Regions from separate parts of the Homo sapiens genome. Here region 1 is linked to region 2. Evidence: chromatin contacts called from ENCODE Hi-C data. All regions are on one chromosome and are shown on one strand. The core of a region is the stretch at or near the end of the contact, and the rest is flanking DNA. Distances in the headings are between cores, read along the strand shown. Region 1 holds the start of PCDHB14 (protocadherin beta 14). Region 2 holds the start of PCDHA10 (protocadherin alpha 10).

What was found. Hi-C counts contacts between places; a loop is a spot of excess contacts on that map.
Region 1: a loop to region 2 is called in a map with no recorded cell type, with 1.8 times the contacts of the local background. The contact joins the promoter of PCDHB14 here to the promoter of PCDHA10 in region 2. A Hi-C loop is called at or near these places in 1 of 37 single-sample maps with no recorded cell type.

What each region holds. Positions count from the first base shown.
Region 1 is chr5:141,218,630-141,224,889 of GRCh38, forward strand. It overlaps PCDHB14 (protocadherin beta 14), which reads left to right and starts at 4,714. Exons shown (of 1, transcript NM_018934.4): 1 at 4,714-6,260. The coding sequence starts at 4,877. PCDHB13 (protocadherin beta 13) reads left to right here. Exons shown (of 1, transcript NM_018933.4): 1 at 1-350. It also overlaps PCDHB@.
Region 2 is chr5:140,854,262-140,861,121 of GRCh38, forward strand. PCDHA10 (protocadherin alpha 10) reads left to right here and starts at 1,636. Exons shown (of 4, transcript NM_018901.4): 1 at 1,636-4,175. The coding sequence starts at 1,788. The region is part of intron 1 of PCDHA1 (protocadherin alpha 1); the gene reads left to right. The region is part of intron 1 of PCDHA2 (protocadherin alpha 2); the gene reads left to right. All of the region lies in intron 1 of PCDHA3 (protocadherin alpha 3), which reads left to right. It also overlaps PCDHA4, PCDHA5, PCDHA6, PCDHA7, PCDHA8 and PCDHA9, and 1 more gene.

The sequences.
Region 1 (6,260 bases), core at 3,464-5,963, 370 kb after region 2:
TTTTGTTTTGTTTTTGAGGCAGAGTCTCACTCTGTCACCCAGGCTGGAGTGCAGTGGCGCGATCTCGGCTCACTGCAAGCTCCGCCTCCTGGGTTCCCGCCATTCTCCTGCCTCAGTCTCCCGAGTAGCACCCCCAGCTATTTTAAAAAAAATTTTTGTAGAGATGGGTTCTCATCATGTCGCCCAGGCTGTTGAACTTCTGGCCTCCAAAGGTGGGAGTTATTCTAGCAGCTTCCCTGTGATCTTCTCATATCTACTGGTGGAGTGGGAAAGAGTAGTTCAAACAACTCAGACAGAAAATCTCGCTGGTGCAACAGTGGAGAGAAGGGCCAAGTACTTGTCCTGTTACTTCCAGTTTTTCTAGATATATGAGCAGCAGGACTCCTCTCTTTATAAAAAGAACTATGAGTTTCCTGGCTCTAATGAAGAGTGACCAGGCATTCAGGAGCTCAAATGCCCAGATACATATAACCAACCAATTCTCCTAGAATGCATTGCTAAAAACGAATTTTGCTTATATGCTTCAAAGACCTCATTTATAGTTATACTTAAAACAGTGCATAGGAATCAAGCTGTATCAGCCAATTTTATATGAAAGAACTATAGGTTGTAAGTAACTTAGAATATAATTTTTTATCTAGCGGGGGTTAAAGGACACTTAGAAAATAGAGACACAAGAGATGGCCCAGCCTTACAGAATGGATTCTCCTGAAAACGCTTACAATAAAAACCAAATAACAGTATTTTTTTTTTATTTAGGCAATAGTATGGGAGGGAAAAGGGACATAGGACATTTTATCTTACAAACACATTGTTCTCTTTATCTTTCTGTTTCAAGTTCTACCACCACTCCTGGGTCCACTGATTAATCTAACAACATGGCCTCTCAGTCCCTAAGTCTTTACCTCTACTCCTGTTTTTCAGTCATTAATGCCCTGGCTACATATTGTACTTTTTCCCCACCAAGAAACTGTTCTATGATATAATAATTTCAGCTATCTCCCTCTGAGTGCACAATTGTCTATGCCTATAACCTTCTCATTCTGCTGTTTCTATCACATCTTGTCTTTGACCTTATCAGAGCTCCATTCCATGGTGCTGTTACTACCTATCAAACGCTCCTGTTTTAATTTCCTTCCTATTCAGCTGATTTCCTGGTTTACCACTCCCAGTTGCTCTCATGCCCATATTCTCAATTCCCTTGTTCAATTTTCCTTCACTAAAACCACCTGATGAAACTCCAGCCCAGATGAATATAGTCCTCCTCCTCTCTTACACATGGGGTGCTGCACTCTATAAGACCAAACTTACAAAATTAGCAATACCACTGCCACTATAAATGTATAATATTCAAACCTAATTGGGCTTCTGAGACCAAGAACTCCTTTTATAATTTTTCTAACGAGCTTTCTCTTCTACGCTCCACAACAACTATTTTAAACCTACGTATCTTACTTTAAACTTCTTACCCTACCACTTAGATACCCCCTTTTATCCGATGAACTTGCCTGATACCTTATTGAGAAAATAGAATCCATCAGCTAGAAATTCATTTTCCTGTCCCCTACTCCACAGCTTTAACAGCATCTGTATCTATACTTTTCACCTGCTGAGGTCCGTCCCACTGGTCTAAATCCAAACACTTCATACATTGCCTGGATCCCATCTTTAACAACCTTTCTAGGGGACTTGCATTATCCCTTCTGTATCTTAATTTTCTCCTTCCCTACTGAACATTACACATTGGCATTTTAAATATATTCAAGTTTCTCTAGTCTTTAAAATACTCTCTGAGTCTGAATTCTTCTCCAGATACCAATGTATTTCTTATTCCTTTTACAGCCTTTTCATTCTTTACAAATTTCTTGAGAGCCTGGATGCAGTGAGCCAGTGAGCCTGGGTGACAGACTGAGACCCTGTCTCAAAAAAAAAATTGTTGAAAGAGCGGTTTACCTCATTTTTGCTTCCTCATCCGCCTCACTTTGCACCGAAGTACAATCTAATTTTCATCACAACCATTCTACTGAAACTGCTATTGCAAATGTTATCAAAGATTTCCATATAAGTTAAGATTATACTGTGGAACCAATGTGATGCAATGACACAGTGGCTTGTAAACATGTCTCTCTTTTTCACATGACAGTACCAATGTAAAAATTATTAGGTAGGTAGGGCAGCTTTCATCCTCACAGTCCTTCTGAAACCAAATTTTCTTTCAAGTAATTTCTTCAACATTCCCTATGGCAATATAATCTGCATGGCTGTAGCTGGGTCACTGTCACATCTGGGTTCTAGCTCGCTTGGAAGAAAGAGGCATATCCAGATGATTTCTGTTCTATAACTGGAAGGGGAAGACAGAAATTCTGCTCACAATCCATCTGTGAGAACTTAATTCACTTGGCCACACTCAAATACAAGGGAGGCTGGGATGGGCAATCTACCTTCATGGCCACATACCTGGGCACAGTTCTATTACTATAGAAGCAAAGGAAAACAGATTTTGTCAGACATCTATCAGAATCCTCCACAATGACCATCTTTTTAAGCCCACTGGATAATTGTCATACTTATTTTTCTTGATTTTTCTGAAGCATTTGCAGCCATTGATCTTCCTTATCTCCTTAAAATGCTATTTGCTTTTGATTTCATGATTTTGAACTCTGAGCCTTCTTTATCTTTTCAAATATACTTCTTGCCCTGTCTCCTCTAAATGAAGATGTTTCTCAGAGTTCTGTGCCAAGCCTCTTTTATACTTATTTGACACACTTTTGCTTGGTTATCCTAGAGCATTCATGGTGTGTATATATATATATATATATATATATATGGTGATTGAAACCATGAATGCTATATATATATATATGCTATATATATGCTCTCTGTATATATGCTATATATATGCTCTCTCTCTATATATATGCTATATATATGCTCTCTCTCTCTGTCTCTCTCTGTCTCTCTCTATATATATACATATATACACACCACAGTTCATATTGCCAGCTCAGATTTATTTCCTATGCTTTGGTTATATGCAAACACACACACACACACCCCACCACCACGCAAACACACATCCTACAGGCACTTACCTCAATATCAGCATGTTCAAAACTGAACACTTCATCTTTTTCCACCCCAATCATGTTTTTTTTTAGCATTCCCTGTCCTAGTGAATGACACCACTAGTCATCCAGATGCCCAGTCCAGAGGTGTGATATCATCTCTGAGTCTTTCCCATTTTTCTCCCCATGCAACCTATCAACCAACAGTTGAAAACATTTCATCTCCTCATACCTTTCTATTCATCCCTCTTCTCTCCATCCACACTGGCATTATCCTCATCCAGATCATCATCTCTTATCTGATCTCCTTGATTCTCCAGTCACTCCCCCTGAAATTAATTCTCCATACTGCAGCCAAACTGATTTTTTAAAATGCAGATGTAATCATGTTAATCAGATATTTAAAACCCATCTTTGTACTTGAATTACCTTTAGGATAAATTCAAGAATGCATGATATGACCTGTATAATGATTCATGTTCTCACCATGCTTTTAACCCTAATTTCATTGTTAGACCCTCCCCTTCCATAGTTTTTAAAGTCCAAGGCATACTTCATTTCTCTGTGTTCCTCAAAATGCCCATCTGAAATATTCCTCCTTCTCCTGGCTAGTTCCTTCAGATCACAATGTATTTTTCATTACCTCAGGAAAGCTTTCACTGATGTCCCAAGTCCGACTTTGATCTTAATTATTTTATTTTTGACAGACACTTAACCAGCACTTACAAACCACTTTGTAAATATTAATTCATTAGATGCCTACGATAATAATCATAGGAGACAAATATTATTACCCCATTTTACAGGTGAGGAAACAAAGGTATCTATAACTTGCCCAAGCTTATAGATAGTAAGTCACATAACCAGGATTCTAATATTGATAATTTGGTTCCAGATCCCATATTCCCAAGCACTAAGGTATGCAGCCTCCTAGGTACAAGAAGTCTTTTCTAGGTATTTCTATATTACTTTTTATAAATGCATACATTATGACATACTTCGTTTACTTGTCTGCCAATTTTTCTAGCTTGTGAGCTCTGTAAGAGCAAGAATTATCTCTAACTTATTTGTGCCATGTCCTTCTTTATATTTTTAAAATATAAAAGTGAAAAAAGTAATGATATTACCAACTATAGCTGACAACAAGTATTTACAAGAGTGAAGGAGATAATATATTTGTAATTACTCGAGAAATGACTTAAATAAAAAATTATTTCTTCAGTTCAGAATATTTTAACAGATCCTTTAGTGCCGAGCATTCAAAACAGTGATAATGCAGTGTATGGACTTTTCTGGATTCAAATTCAAACAAACCAACAGCAAAGGACATTTTGGAGAGAACTGGGGAAAACCAAATGCAGTATAAATTACACCAAGGAATTATTGCTCAAGTTGTTGATTGTGAACGTTTTATTACAATTATCTTTTAGAAGGCCTTACCTATTAAAAATACTTAGTGAAGTATTTAAAGGAAAAAAAATGATGTCTGGGATTTGTTTCGAATGTTCCGGATGTATTTATGAATTACTTTTTCAAAGAGGAAAACTTTTTTAATGAAAAAAAAAACATGGAGACACATGGTGGCGCTACAGGATAAGACGAAAACAGTACATAGGCTGGCACGGTGAGCTTCGCTATTCAGGAGAACAGAAAGCATCCAACCCACTGAAAAGACAGGCATTAAAGGAGCTTCGCCTACAGAGCTGCTGGAGGATACACTCTCCAGGGGGTTCCTGTTAAAAACCAGAGCTTCAGCTTCCAAAATTACGGCTGAGCTTCAGTTTTTCCACAAGAGATTGCCTAAAGGAACCATGGAGATCAGAGGGGCACTCGATCTGCGAAAAAGGCAAGTTCTAATATTCCTTGTTTTGCTGGGATTGTCTCGGGCAGGTACTGAATCTGCACACTATTCTGTGGCAGAGGAAACAGAAATTGGCTCTTTTGTGGCTAATCTAGCGAGGGACCTAGGGCTGGGGGTGGAGGAGCTGTCTTCACGTGAAGCCCGGGTAGTGTCTGATGATAATAAAAAGTATTTGCACCTTGATTTGCTGACTGGGAATTTGCTCCTAAATGAGAAACTAGACCGAGACGAGCTGTGTGGCTCCACCGAGCCCTGTGTGCTGCATTTTCAGGTGGTTTTGGAAAACCCTTTACAGTTTTTTCGGTTTGAGCTGTGTGTCAAAGACATAAATGATCACTCCCCTACATTTCTAGACAAGGAAATACTTATTAAAATATCAGAAGGTACCACTGTTGGAGCTACCTTTCTAATGGAGAGTGCTCAAGATTTGGATGTCGGAAGCAACAGTCTCCAAAACTACACAATTAGCCCCAATTCTCACTTCTACATTAAAATTCCCGACAGTAGTGACAGAAAGATATACCCAGAGCTGGTCCTAGATAGAGCTTTAGATTATGAACAGGAAGCTGAACTCAGATTAACACTCACAGCAGTGGATGGTGGATCCCCGCCCAAGTCTGGGACAACTTTGGTTCTCATCAAGGTGTTGGACATCAATGATAATGCCCCTGAGTTTCCTCAGAGTCTCTATGAGGTGCAAGTCCCCGAGGACAGACCCCTTGGCTCCTGGATTGCCACCATCTCAGCTAAGGATCTGGATGCAGGAAACTATGGAAAAATATCTTACACATTTTTCCATGCATCAGAAGATATTCGTAAAACATTTGAAATTAATCCAATATCTGGGGAAGTTAATTTGAGATCACCCCTGGATTTTGAAGTAATACAGTCCTACACTATAAATATTCAGGCAACAGATGGTGGGGGTCTTTCAGGAAAATGCACCCTTCTAGTTAAAGTTATGGATATAAACGACAACCCACCAGAAGTGACCATATCGTCGATTACAAAGAGAATTCCAGAGAATGCCTCAGAGACCCTAGTAGCTCTTTTTAGTATCCTAGACCAAGACTCTGGAGACAATGGGAGGATGATTTGCTCTATTCAAGATAACCTCCCTTTTTTCCTGAAACCGACCTTCAAGAACTTTTTCACTCTAGTTTCTGAAAAAGCACTGGACAGAGAGAGCCAAGCCGAGTACAACATCACGATCACCGTCACAGACTTGGGGACACCCAGGCTGAAAACCGAGTACAACATAACCGTGCTGCTCTCTGACGTCAATGACAACGCCCCCACCTTCACCCAAACCTCCTACACCCTGTTCGTCCGCG
Region 2 (6,860 bases), core at 386-2,885:
ATTAGTAGAAATTGAGTTTAGTTTTTATTATTTTGTGCGTGGAGATGATTGATCAATGGCAAACTTATTTTACGCTCCAGATAGCTAAAACAAACGTTGATATTTTGATACATAACTCATTACATTTTAATTCAGGGTTTATAAAAAAGTAATCTCTAAAATCAGAATTTGAATGAATTTTGATGCAAGAGGCATTCCAGAGGAGTAGAGAAGTATAGAAACAGAATTTAGTAGGACACATAAACTGATGGATTAAGTGACACCCATTTCTGTCAGTTTTCTTATTCATAAATATTGTTGCTCTGTCATTCAGATTTTAATAAAAAAAGTTTAAAGTAATTGACACATTTAAAAATATTCTTTAGAAAAGTCAAAACATCATTAAATAAAATAAATTAACCCTTGCATAAGACCAATATGTCTGTTGTTAAGTTTTCCTTTCTTGGAAAGACAGAAAACTCAAGTTTTTTTCAGCAGCACAGATATATTACATTTTCATTCCTGAATATTTGATTTCAAGAACTTTGAGAGAGAAAAAAATATTTTTACTGCAAGTGGTGATGAAAAACTTCACTGACATTGATAAAATTACTAGATATATTTCAGAACTGTGTCTTTTGGGCATTTGAAAAGCGTAAATATAACAGGGTTGAAAGCATTTGCCTCTGAAAGCAGAAATAATAAATTTCTTAATTACTTTATTCAGAATTATAATTAAGATTCTTTTTGCCCGTGTAAGATATTATAAAATGAAACTTCTTGTATAAAGGATTTTTCTGTAATAGTACTTTTCTGTTTTCTTAAATACAGAAACCACCACTCTCAGCCTGTGCAGTAGCAATAATTAAGGCATTCTATAGGTAATAATTTTGCCTGATGAGCCAAATTTGGTATTGAGCCTCATGAAAACAAATGTGGCCAAATTGAGGCCTGAGAATAGTTTCCATTTATGAAGCACTCATTCTCCTTAAGGTACTATTGCAAGCACTTACTATATTATAATTCACTCAACCACCGTATTACTATTAGGCCAAAGTTATAAAATTGGAACATGAGGGAGGGAGAGGTTAAACGATTTTCCCAAGTCATGTGGCTAGTGAGTAGGATAATAGGAATCTAAATGGAGAAATGTCTGATGTTGAAGCTAATGATCTCTAAATTCTAGTGATGACTAGATCTTCGGAGTTATAAACACCTCACAGATAGTTGATGCTTGACATTAGTGTCTAAATAAACCTTATTAAATCTCAAAATAATGAGAAAGAGAAGTAAGTTAAGTGTCAGAACTTAAATGGAACTAAAGTTGTCATTTAATAAAATATTAGTATACTCAGTAGTATGCAAATATTAAGGGCATTTTGAAATTCGGCTATTGATAATCATGTGGTTAGGGAAGAAATCACTACTCTGAGAGTCTACATTTAAGAAAACATTGCACGTGGGATCAACATTTATTGTTATTAACTATAAAGAGACGTAATGTGAGGCTTTGAAAGTCCATAGACATAAAAATACGTAAAAAAAGAATTAACATATGAATGAAAGAAAAGTTGTGAACTCATGGAATCGTACTTACACCTAAAGCCACCGGATGTCGCTGTCGTCCACAAAATAGCTTTTTAGAACAAAGGCATCAGCCAGTTTCTCAAGGACTAGGAAGTAGCGTCATTCTGAGATCTCAGCCATTTCGATAAAAAATAGATATAAGAAATAGGACAGAAAATGTCAGATCGTATGTGCGTTCTAGACCGCTGATTCGTCGATTTGTAAAACAAGAGAAGGATAAGATGGTTTCCAGATGTAGCTGCCTGGGGGTCCAGTGTCTGCTGCTCTCGCTTCTTCTCCTCGCAGCCTGGGAGGTGGGGAGCGGCCAGCTCCACTACTCAGTCTACGAGGAGGCCAGACACGGCACCTTCGTGGGCCGCATCGCGCAGGACCTGGGGCTGGAGCTGGCGGAGCTGGTGCAGCGCCTGTTCCGGGTGGCGTCCAAAAGACACGGGGACCTTCTGGAGGTAAATCTGCAGAATGGCATTTTGTTTGTGAATTCTCGGATTGACCGCGAGGAGCTGTGCGGGCGGAGCGTGGAGTGCAGCATCCACCTGGAGGTGATCGTGGACAGGCCGCTGCAGGTTTTCCATGTGGACGTGGAAGTGAAGGACATTAACGACAACCCGCCCAGGTTCTCCGTAACAGAACAAAAGCTCTCAATACCTGAATCCAGACTGCTTGACTCTCGATTTCCACTAGAAGGCGCATCTGATGCGGATGTTGGAGAGAACGCATTGCTTACTTACAAACTCAGTCCAAATGAGTATTTTGTTCTTGATATTATAAACAAAAAAGACAAAGACAAATTCCCAGTGCTTGTTCTGCGGAAGCTGCTGGATCGTGAAGAAAATCCTCAGCTAAAGTTGTTGTTGACAGCAACTGATGGAGGCAAACCTGAATTTACCGGATCTGTTTCTCTGCTGATCCTGGTGTTAGATGCCAATGATAACGCCCCTATCTTTGACAGACCGGTTTATGAAGTTAAGATGTATGAAAATCAAGTGAACCAAACATTAGTAATACGGCTCAACGCTTCTGATTCGGATGAAGGAATAAACAAGGAAATGATGTATTCATTTAGCTCTTTGGTCCCACCCACGATAAGAAGGAAATTTTGGATAAACGAAAGGACGGGAGAAATAAAAGTAAATGATGCTATTGACTTTGAGGACAGTAACACTTATGAAATTCATGTAGATGTTACAGATAAGGGAAACCCACCTATGGTTGGTCACTGCACGGTCCTAGTGGAACTACTGGATGAAAATGATAATTCACCTGAGGTGATTGTCACTTCTCTGTCTCTCCCAGTGAAAGAAGATGCTCAAGTGGGCACCGTCATTGCCCTAATCAGCGTTTCTGACCATGATTCAGGAGCCAACGGACAGGTCACCTGCTCTCTGACGCCTCACGTTCCGTTCAAGCTGGTGTCCACCTACAAGAATTACTACTCATTGGTGCTGGACAGCGCTCTGGACCGCGAGAGGGTGTCGGCCTATGAGCTGGTGGTGACCGCGCGGGACGGGGGCTCGCCTCCGCTGTGGGCCACGGCCAGCGTGTCTGTGGAGGTGGCCGACGTGAACGACAACGCGCCTGCGTTCGCGCAGTCCGAGTACACGGTGTTCGTGAAGGAGAACAACCCGCCAGGCTGCCACATCTTCACGGTGTCTGCGTGGGACGCGGACGCGCAGGAGAACGCCCTGGTGTCCTACTCTCTGGTGGAGCGGCGGTTGGGCGAGCGCTCGCTGTCGAGCTACGTGTCGGTGCACGCGGAGAGCGGCAAGGTGTACGCGCTGCAGCCGCTGGACCACGAGGAGCTGGAGCTGCTACAGTTCCAGGTGAGCGCGCGCGATGGGGGCGTGCCGCCTCTGGGCAGCAACTTGACGCTGCAGGTGTTCGTGCTGGACGAGAACGACAACGCTCCCGCGCTGCTGGCGTCTCCCGCTGGCAGCGCGGGCGGTGCAGTCAGTGAGCTGGTGCTGCGGTCGGTGGTTGCGGGTCACGTGGTGGCTAAGGTGCGCGCAGTGGACGCTGACTCTGGATACAACGCGTGGCTGTCGTATGAATTGCAGTCGGCGGCGGTTGGTGCACGCATCCCGTTTCGCGTGGGGCTGTACACGGGCGAGATCAGTACGACGCGCGCTCTGGATGAGACTGACTCGCCACGCCAGCGCCTACTGGTGCTGGTGAAGGACCATGGCGAGCCGTCGCTGACGGCCACGGCCACTGTGCTTGTGTCGCTTGTGGAGGGCAGCCAGGCACCCAAGGCCTCGTCGCGGGCTTCAGTGGGCGTGGCGCCCGAGGTGGCCCTGGTGGATGTCAACGTGTACCTGATCATCGCCATCTGCGCGGTGTCCAGCTTGCTGGTGCTCACGCTGCTGCTGTACACTGCACTGAGGTGCTCGGCGGCGCCCACCGAGGGCGCATGTGGGCCGGTGAAGCCCACGCTGGTGTGCTCTAGCGCGGTGGGGAGCTGGTCTTACTCGCAGCAGAGGCGGCAGAGGGTGTGTTCTGGGGAGGGCCTGCCCAAGGCGGACCTCATGGCCTTCAGCCCCAGCCTTCCACCATGCCCAATGGTAGATGTGGACGGGGAAGATCAGTCTATTGGAGGGGACCACTCTAGGAAGGTGGGTTATTACGTTTTCATTTTCCTTTTGTGCTTTATGAATAATATTTTCTCTTACCGCATTTTCTCAAATATGTATCAGAATATTTCATTTTTGTCTACATTCCATTTATGCTTGAATATTTCTAGTGATACCTTTGTAATATAATTTATTCCAGGAGTTTTAAAATTTTTTTATCCTACCCAGTGTGTCAGCCTTTGATTGGTACTTAAATTTTTTTAAATAACAATTTATTCTGAATACACTAATATTTTCCAATACAAATATGTGATATAGGTTGCAGTTCTGACGATTTACTTTCATAATCACTTTTCGTTACAAATATTTGTGAGATTAGTACTTCATGTTATTTCATTTCCAATCTAAATTTTGATTTGATTGTATTTGCATTACCAAAAAATTCCACTGATCTATATCTCTTCAGTGAAAATGTGTTTTCCTCCATGTGTAGAATATGTGTAGCGTACCACAGCTTATACTGCCATAGTAGATTTCAATGTTCAGTGATTACAGCTTTTTCTCAATAGTGCAGTAAGTAGGTGGGCAGTTCATTGGTAAAAATTTCTTAATCTTAGCAATTAAGTTAAATGCTTTGAACTTTAAAAACGTTTTCCATTTTTATTTTAGTTGTAGTGGTACCTGTGTCAGTGTGTATTATTCACTTAGCAGAAGAAAATGTATGTTTCTTTTATTTACATAATTTTATCCAGTAGCTCTTCATTATCTGCTCCTTTATCAGCATTAGGCATTGCTTATGATATTCAGGTATTAGCTCTTTCACTTTAAGGAAGGAGTCATGCTTATGTTTAATAATGAAGAGAATTTGAACACTTTTTACTTTTGAGACTGAAAATACTTTAGTATGAATTAATATTAAAAGTTTGAGGAGAAAATAAAATTAATGTTTTCTACTGATCTGATATATTGTATAGTTTAATAGCTTCTCTAGTCATCTTAAACAGGGTTGGGTTAGATGATATAGACTCAGAAATGAAAGCTAACTTAGTTGCAGAGTGACAAAACTACACTATCAATTGTGTTTTCCTGAAATTGGTTGTTACCTGATACCCATGATTTCATTTTTAAAAAAAATTTATTAATTCTAGTGTTACCAAACACCAATGCCATGAATTTGTCATCTTGCCTATGGCTCTTAGCAATTACTTTTTTCTTTCCTTTCTCTTTGAGTATGGAGATTGAATTTGTTACTCAGTACGTGCTTCACAAATAGCTTCAAATAAAATTAAAATTATTGTTCAAGTTTAGGAACACCAAAAAAAAATTGTGGCAAGAATTTAAGCATGGCATTCTTTCAGTGTTAATACTCTCCATGCCCTGTCTCCAGCTCTTAGAAATTATAGATGCTAAGTTAATGCAGAGTTTAGAAGTGTATTTGTTATTTTATCAAATAGGTTTATGAAATATATACTTCCCCCTCTGATATTTTGAAAAAAAATCTTCCTTAATGTCTTATATTATAAGTAATATAAAAAACTTAGTAAAAACTCATATCAATTGTAAAAGTCTCAGGTATACAAGTGCATTAATCTCTCCATCAATACTAACTTAAGGCCAGGCATGGTGGCTCACACCTGTAATCCCAGCATTTTGAGAGGCCAAGGTGGGAGGATGGTTTGAGGCCAGGAGTTCAAGACCAACCTGGGCGACATAGGGATATCTTGTACTGTGTGTGTGTGTATATATATGTATATATGTGTATATATATATGTATATATATATGATGGGCTCTCCTTACATATATATCTATATATGTACTTATGTATATATAAGCCAGGCATGGTGGTACATGCCTTTAGTCCCTACTGTAGTGCTACTTGGGAGGGTGAGGTGGGAGGACGGCTTGAGCCTGGGAAGTTGAGGCTGCAGTGACCCATGATTGTGCCACTGCACTCCAGCCTGGATGACAAAGTGAGACCCTATTTCAAAAATTGAAAAAAGCAAAAGCAATAGTAACACCATTATCCTGCAAATATGATCTTTTTCATATTAATTCACGTGATAATACAGTTGGTGCAGTAGTACTTTATTTAGGATGTCTACATACAAGATAAAACTCTTCATGGAATTCTGATTTGTAAGACAAACCCACCTTTGAAGAGGTACTGATCATACACAAGAAGGTATAGGAAAGGAGTTGGAAGCTCACAAAGAGAAACATAAACATATGCAGGAATCAGGAACGAAGAAGATAAGTGAAATAATATGAAATCAAATGCACTTATGTTTTGAGCGACAGGATATTGTTGTTCTCCATGAAAAGTTTTTTTGGTTTTTTTGTTTTTTATTTTTTATTTTTTTGAGACGGAGTCTCGCTCTGTTGCCCAGGCTGGAGTGCAGTGGCACGATCTCGGCTCACTGCAAGCTCCGCCTCCCAGGTTCACGCTATTCTCCTGCCTCAGCCTCCGGAGTAGCTGGGACTACAGGTGCCCGCCAACACGCCAGGCTAATTTTTTGTATTTTTAGTAGAGACGAGGTTTCACCGTGTTAGCCAGGATGGTCTAGATCTCCTGACCTCGTGATCCACCGGCCTCGGCTTCCCAAAGTGCTGGCCGAGTGCCACCGCACCCGGCCGAAAGGTATTTTTTTTAACAGAAGAAAATCAGATTATTCCTAGATCAGAAAGAAGCTCCATTGTTCCTGTACTTTAAAAACTACAAACACCCA